Regions from separate parts of the Homo sapiens genome. Here region 2 is linked to region 1. The links are chromatin contacts, found by Hi-C or POLR2A ChIA-PET in ENCODE. All regions are on one chromosome and are shown on one strand. The core of a region is the stretch at or near the end of the contact, and the rest is flanking DNA. Distances in the headings are between cores, read along the strand shown. Region 1 overlaps CACNA2D2 (calcium voltage-gated channel auxiliary subunit alpha2delta 2). Region 2 holds the start of RASSF1-AS1 (RASSF1 antisense RNA 1).

Region 1 (3,589 bases), core at 770-3,269:
ATAGTATTACGCTTTGTGGAGTCATCAACGTGACTGGAAGCTCTGGCTATCAAGCTCTTTGAGTTTACAATGCTGGGAGGTTTAGGGTTCCTAAACTGCAAATTTATCTCCTGCCATAAACCCAGATGATGCAGAAGCCAGTGTGTGCCTGAGTGTATCTGTACATGTATGTAGGAATGTTCACTGGTGAGCACATAGGAAGCGTGATGGTGCTTCCATGGGCACCTCAGGCCCAAGCACATGACCCAGTGTATGTCTCCAGGTACTCACATATCCTGGTGCCTGTGTGTCGATGCACATATGTATCCTGGTGTGTATATGCCCAGGTTTATGGCGCATGTTGGGGGAAGGCTCGCAATGAACAAAGTAAGGTGCATGTGTTCCTGAGCTCAGCCCTGAGCTCCTGTGCTCAAGTACAGCACACAGTAGGTCTCAGGGAACATCTGTGTGTGTGCACAGGCCCAGGGTACCCTCAAGCAGACCAGTCCCTGCCCTTCTGCCCACCATTTCAGAGGGACTAGAGCCCTGCACTGGTCACATCCCTAGAGCCAGGCCACCCACACTGTGCTGGTGCCCGCTTCTAGCCACTACCCCCACAGACCCTGAGAACACCCCATTGATGGCGCAGGCTGCAACAGAGACAGTCTGAGGCACAGATTCCCTCCTGCATGTGGGGGAGAGCCGCAGCGAAGCCCTCAGGCAAGGGATCCTTCCTGCCCACCCCCATCCCACAGACAAGAGGATCTGGAAACATCACGAAAACGACTGATCTTCCTGCTGATGGTGGGCGAGAAAAAATTATCTTTCTCTGAACACTAAAAATAAAGCCCAGTTTCCTAAAAGCAGGGCCCTTCTTAGCCAGTGGCTTAGAGAGGCTTCATCACTGAACTCCTAAGGTAGATTCGTTGAAGCCAAGAGAGGAACAAACCCTCGGCTGCCTCATTGAGGGGCTCAGCCTCGGAGCAAGATGGCAGCCCCCCACCCCTGTGATCCAACCCTGGACCTAGGACCTCACCATGAGCCCTGATGATGCTATCAGAGGTGGGCAGGAAGAGGGTAGCAGGAATTGGGTCCATATGCTGCTCGTGCCCAGCTAATGGGCTGACAAATTAGCAGGTCTCCCCTCTAGGAGGTGATGCATGAGCAGTCGCCCAGGAGAGCTGGGGGATGGGCCACCCTCCATAGCACTCCTTAGGCTCAACCCTGATGCCACCTCCATGGCTGCGCAGCCCTGCTGAGATTCCTCAGGGGTAGTGGTTGGGACTAGGGGGTGACTGTGGATTTTAGGCATGGGGAAGGCAGAAAGGGCATAAAAGGGCAGACCCAGCCTCAGAAGCCATACAAAAACAAGCCCAGCCAAGAAGGCCCAAATCAAGGCCAGGGATGAAAATAGTGTCAGCCTGAAAGGACACCATTAAGAAGGGTCTTAAAGCGTGGCCCTGTGATGCCTCCGCCACACCACACTCAGAATGACCTTGAGGCCATGAAGAGAGGGTGGCCTGGGGCGGGGGGAGCCTGTACTCCCAGGACTGCCCACCACACTCCCCATCAGAGACACAGGCATTCAGCCCGGGCCCTAGGGACTGAGTAGGTGGGAGAGAGACCTAGGGCTGGGTTCTGGGGCTTCACCCATGAAGTGGAGCTGCTTCTCCCACACAATGACAGGACTGTCACCACCCAAGCTCACAAGGGCTGTGGAGGGGACATAGTGGGAGGTGAGGCTCCATGTGAGGAGGGGTCCATGGAGCCTGACTCAAAGCAAACTGCAGCCTCCAGAGTTTGTGAGCCCCAAGCCACAGAAGGGGGCAAGCTAAAGGTGGCCCCCAGGTCTCAACCAGTCCTCTCAGTGGAGACTTAGGCCAACCTGAAAGCCCAATATTCTTGATTTGCCCCCAAAATCACTATACAGCCCCACCTTCCATGCACACAGGACATCTAAAATGGGGCAGGATTCACACATTCTTTTGACAGCGGATCGGCCTGGCTCCCTTTGAGGGCCCTCGGGTCAGGTGAGGCAGTCCCTGACCCAGTTCCTGTGTGGGCTTCCTGTGCAAATGGGCCCCAAGCCCCACCTACCCCCGCACCGCCTCCCCTACCCTGCCCCCGCCCCGTGTAAACAGAACCCGCCACTCTCTCCCAGGAGCTGCTAATTCCTCGCCAGAACTGCTCGGACGTGAAATTGGAGTGAGACAATGTGTGTTTAAGGAAATGAATCTCGAATCTTAAGAGGCTCTGGAGCCCGCCCTGCACCCCCATCACCCTGCTCTCGCCCACCAGAGCCAGGAAAGGAGCACTTGGCATCAGAGAAGAGAAAGGCGGAGGTGACATTCAGCGCCAAATTAGCAGCCGCCACAGCCAAATATTGTACTTGCCTCCAATCTTCTTTTATTTTTCCAAAGAAAAGGCTTTTACAGAGTGAAAGAGGCTGTTGGAACACTGAGGCTGATGATCGTTTGTAAAAGGCAGGCCTGCTGCGCGCATGCCTGACTCAGAGCCTTCCCTTCCCATCGGCAGGCCTCCCCTCCCTGCCCACAGTCACATCCGCAAGACGCCCGCCGACGTCACACCCCACCGCACCAGCCACACTGGCCGATGTCACGGGTGTCCTTAGCCAACAAGACCCAGGGGCTCTGACCCTGTGCCAGTCCTGGACATGGGACCTGCCTCTGAGCTGTCTCCCCGCCTACATGGGGCCCTTGGAAATGAGGACTCATTTGTGGTGTGTACAAAACCACTGTGCCTACAGAGGCCTCAAAAGTGACCAGTCCATGACCTCTGTAGGGGCTCCTCATCCACCCCAATGGCCCTTAGTGCCCCCTCCATGGACAGCCACCCTGCCTCTGCCATCATCACTTTTATCCCTCCCACCAGGGGCTGTTTTTTTTTGAGACGGAGTTTCACTTTTGTTGCCCAGGCTGGAGTGCAATGGCGCGATCTCGGCTCATTGCAACCTCTGCCCCCTGGGTTCAAGCGATTCCCCTGCCTCAGCCTCCCGAGTACCTGGGATTACAGGTGTGCGCCACCATGCCCAGCTAATTTTTTGTATTTTTAGTAAAGATGGGTTTCACCATATTGGCCAGGCTGGTCTTGAACTCCTGACCTCAGGTGATCTGCCCACCTCGGCCTCCCAAAGTGCTGGGATTACAGGCATGAGTCAACACGCACGGCCCAGGGGCTGTTTTAAGGCCCCTCCCCAGGCTGCCTGACACTTTGTTGAACACTACCAGTCATCCTGAAGTTCAGGCCCCTGAACCCAGCCTACCTCCATCCACGCTAATTAACCCACTGAGCAGGCTGAGCAGATACCCTCTGCATGCCCCTCCACTATTTTCATCCCTGGCCCCTTGACCAAGTGCTTGGACAACTTCCATGGGTTTTATCGATGGTACAGACTTAGCCCATGTCTCCCATTTCCTCAAACCTGGCTGCCAGGGGCCTGTCCAGTGAGAGGATGGGGAGCCTGCTGAGAGGCCCCCTAGTTCCCACCTGGATGGTGACTGGAACCTGGCCCTGTCCCACAGGTGCACCCTTCAAGCTCACACTGTGTCTCAGAGCCCACCTCAGACCCCACTCCTAACCAACCCCAGGA
Region 2 (3,589 bases), core at 322-2,821, 110 kb before region 1:
TCACTCAGGCTGGAGTGCAGTGGCACGATCTTGGCTCACTGCAACCTCTGCCTCCCAGGTTCAAGTGATCCTTCTGCCTCACCCTCCCAAGTAGCTGGGATTACAGGTGTGCACCTCCGTGGCTAGCCCTCCTTTTCAATTGGTTAGTGTCTTGTGGTTTTCCCACCTTTCCACAGTGGAAAATGGCTCAGGACTGACTGACATGAAGACAAGCCCAGGGGTCTACACTCAACTCAACCCTTGCACCCAAGCTCTGGGCTAAGATTTTGGCGTGCTGAGCACCACCCATTTTGTAAGGAATTTTGTAAAATTTTATCTGAAGCATCACTCACAACTCCACTTTCTTTACTTAAATAAGGATTTCCGCCCCATTTCTGCCAGGCATACTGAGCTTCACAGTCCCTGTTTCTTTTTCCTGGTGCCTAGGCCTGGTTCTCTGAGCCTGGTGGTCACACCAATGGCATCTGGCACACAGTTCTCCGATAATGGGGATACCTAGGAGGTTCCGAGACACCTTACAGTCCTGGGTTAGTAACCTGGATCTCTTTTTCCACCTCTTTAGGCATTTTATAATCTAGCTTTCCCCCTTCCTGTGGGTAAAGTGCTCCTGAATGCTTATGGTCCAAAACAAGACTTCTTTCCTATCTATTCCCAAATCTTTCTCCAGATCCACCCTAGAGGAAGGGAACAGAATCTTCCACATTCCAGCAGCTGGTGACAGGCCAGAACAGGGAAGAGGTGAGGGCTCAGCTGGCTCCATACAGGAGTGCAGATGGAGGAGCAGGATCTCTCTCTGCCTCTCAAGTTTTCCTAAACATACTTCTCAATTCCTGGCGAGGACTCTTCCCTCTCCACATCCTCCCCTAGTCTCCCCAAGGAGGGAGCAGGAGCATTCGAACGCGGAAATCGAGGTGCTAGTCCAAACTGCTCGGTCGGCTTTAGTCATAGCTGGATAATGCCCGGCTCAGGTCTACCACAAGCCATACAGCTGCTTTTTCCGTGTTCAACCTGTCTGTGACAGAAACCAAGGGGGCCCCGGCACCCAGCATCTAGGCGGTGGAATCGGGGTCTTACGCACGGTTCCGCGGGCAGGTCCCCGGCCAGGACCCGCGGGGAGCCACGTAGCCAGGAGGGTGGGGCTGCCCACCGACCCAGGACGCGGCAACGGACCGGGGAGGGCGGAGCTCCAGCGACCGCTTCCCCTCCCGCCCGCCGGCACCCCCTGGCTCCCACCTGGTCCCGGCGCGGCCTGCGAGCTAGCGAGGTTCGCGCGGTGAAGTACTGCTCGAGCTCCGAGTCCGAGTCCTCTTGGCTGCAGTAGCCACTGCTCGTCGTGCTGCTCCAGGTCATTTCGAAAGAAGGCGCCTCCGCCTCGCCCATAGCCGTACCCGCCCGTCCCCCAGTCCTGCGCGTCCGTAGCCGCCAACCACCGCCCCGGTCGCGTGCGTGCGTGTACGCGTGTCAGTGTGCGCGTGCGCCCGGGCCAGAGCCGCGCCGCAACCGTTAAGACTGAAACGTAGATCGCCGGGATCTAGCTCTTGTCTCATTGGGGCAGGAACGCCGGGGCGGGGACACGCACGCTTCGCCCCCAGGAATGACCTCATCGCTCCGGAGCTCCACTCACAGACCCCACCTACCACAGGGAACGGGGGCGGGTGCCAGCGTCCGGGCAAGCGCACAAGAGTGGCCTCTGGCCGGAGGCGAGGGCGGGAAGGTGCGGGAAGTGCGCGTGCGCGGAGCCTGGGTCAGCCTGGGCCCGGGTCCGCTTGCAGCGGGTGGAGTACTTGCGGAGCCGGCAATCCAGGCTCCCCTCCCAGCCCCCGCGCAGAATTAGCCTCTCTGTGCCGCCGGGAAATCGGCAATTAGAACGCTCCTTGCGCGCGGCACCCAGGCAGCCCTCGAGAATGCCTGCACTGTGGCCTGCCCATCCTCGCCCTTCCCATACGCCCTCGGCCCCGCGCTCACCACGTTCGTGTCCCGCTCCACCGCGGGTTCCCAGCCCAGGTCCCGGGGCCCGCAACAGTCCAGGCAGACGAGCGCGCGGCAGCGGTAGTGGCAGGTGAACTTGCAATCTGCAGAGAGGCCTGGCGGTGAGGCGGAGGAGCTCCAGGTCGGGGAAATGTCCCGGAGATTGAAGGGAAGCCCCAGGGAGAGGGCCGCTGCTCGCCAGGCTCCGCAGGCCCGACCTATCTCAGTGGGTTACCTCACACTGCTACGCGGACTCTAATGTTGGCCACCTGGGCGTCTGGAAACCGGCCGGAAGGCCACAGGCAGAGAGGCCTGCTCAACAGTTGGATCTCTATCGCCTAGCACAGAACTTCCCCTTTCCTCATTGGCAATTAAAAAAACAACAACAAAAAACTGCGTCTTGCTTTTGTCACCCAGGCTGGAGTGCAATGGCGCGATTTCGGCTCACCGCAACCTCCGCCTCCTGGGTTCAAGCGATTCTTCTGCCTCAGCCTCCTGAGTACCTAGGATTACAGGCGCCCGCCACCATGCCCAGCTAATTTTTGTATTTTTAGTAGAGACGGGGTTTCACCATGTTAGCCAGGCTGGTCTCAAACTCCTGATCTCAGGTGATCCACCCGCCTCGGCCTTCCAAAGTGCTGGGACTACAGGCTTGAGCCACCGCACCCGGCCCTTCACTGGGAACGTATATGGAATACATCTGCCCATTTACTTGAAGGAAAAACTAAACACCTTTAACCTACGTCTGCCCTGTGGTTGTCACCTGTCTCTACTCCCCTCAGACCAAGACACTGGTCTCTATACACTCTAATCCTTCGCCTTCACTCTCCCCTCTACCCACTCCAGCCAGGCTTGCCTCTTCCTCCAGGAAACTGCCCGGGACAGGGTCCTCAGCGATCTGTGTACTACCAAATGGAATCCAGTGTTCCATTCTCCATTCTCACCCCCTCAGCATCATTTGAAGCTTGCTCCCTTTGACTCCCAGGGGCTACACTCTCCCAGTTTTCCTCCTACCCCCTGCAGCTCCTGCTCAGCTCCTTTGCAGATTCTGACTCAACTTCCATATCTCACGATGAAGTCTGGGCTCAGTCCTGATCACTGGCCTGGTCTGTCTACATTCATCTGCCCCAGATCCACGGCTGAAACACTGACCTAAACCCTCAGACTAGATCCTCCGTGCCAGTACCTTCACTAGGATGTCTAAAAGACGTTTCAAGTGAACATGGCCAAAATTTAATTCCCTTTTCTTCAGCCTCACTGCTACACTTGCCCAGCTTCCTCTTTGCAGCAAAAATGGCCACTAGGCTCCCAGTTACTGGAGACAAAAGCCCAAACTTATCTTTGATTTCTCCCTTGTCTCTACCTCTGATAAACATGCCCAAATCATCCTGCTTCTTATCTCCATGGCTACTTTATTTCTCTTTGAGAACGCTGCAATGTCCCAGCCTTGTTCTTTTTTTTTTTTTTTTTTTTTTTGAGACAGAGTCTCACTCTGTCGCCAAGGCTGGAGGGCAGTGGCACGATCTCGGCTCACTGCAACCTCCGCCTCCTGTGTTCAAGCAATTCTCCCACCTCAGCCTCCCGAGTAGCTGGGATTACAGGCACCCGCCACTACGCCTGG

Evidence for each region. Hi-C counts contacts between places; a loop is a spot of excess contacts on that map. ChIA-PET counts read pairs that join two places held with the same protein, here RNA polymerase II (POLR2A). Pooled maps may share reads with other maps.
Region 2: a loop to region 1 is called in a pooled map, with 5 times the contacts of the local background. The contact joins the promoter of RASSF1-AS1 here to the enhancer-like site in region 1. A Hi-C loop is called at or near these places in 3 of 50 pooled maps. POLR2A ChIA-PET finds 5 or more read pairs at or near these places in 4 of 52 experiments (H1, HEK293T, WTC11 and 1 more).

The regions. Positions count from the first base shown.
Region 1 is chr3:50,448,257-50,451,845 of GRCh38, forward strand. The region is part of intron 2 of CACNA2D2 (calcium voltage-gated channel auxiliary subunit alpha2delta 2); the gene reads right to left. Among named protein-coding and RNA genes, the nearest start is that of CACNA2D2, 54 kb to the right of the region's middle. Within about 2 kb of position 2,020, at least 22 of the 41 ENCODE cell types and tissues checked have a DNase peak (open chromatin) inside an H3K27ac peak, as active enhancers do.
Region 2 is chr3:50,335,940-50,339,528 of GRCh38, forward strand. RASSF1-AS1 (RASSF1 antisense RNA 1) reads left to right here and starts at 1,572. Exons shown (of 1, transcript NR_109831.1): 1 at 1,572-2,361. It overlaps RASSF1 (Ras association domain family member 1), which reads right to left. Exons shown (of 6, transcript NM_007182.5): 2 at 1,966-2,072. RefSeq lists silencers at 976-1,285, 1,356-1,535 and enhancers at 1,607-2,178, 2,006-2,265, 2,346-2,435.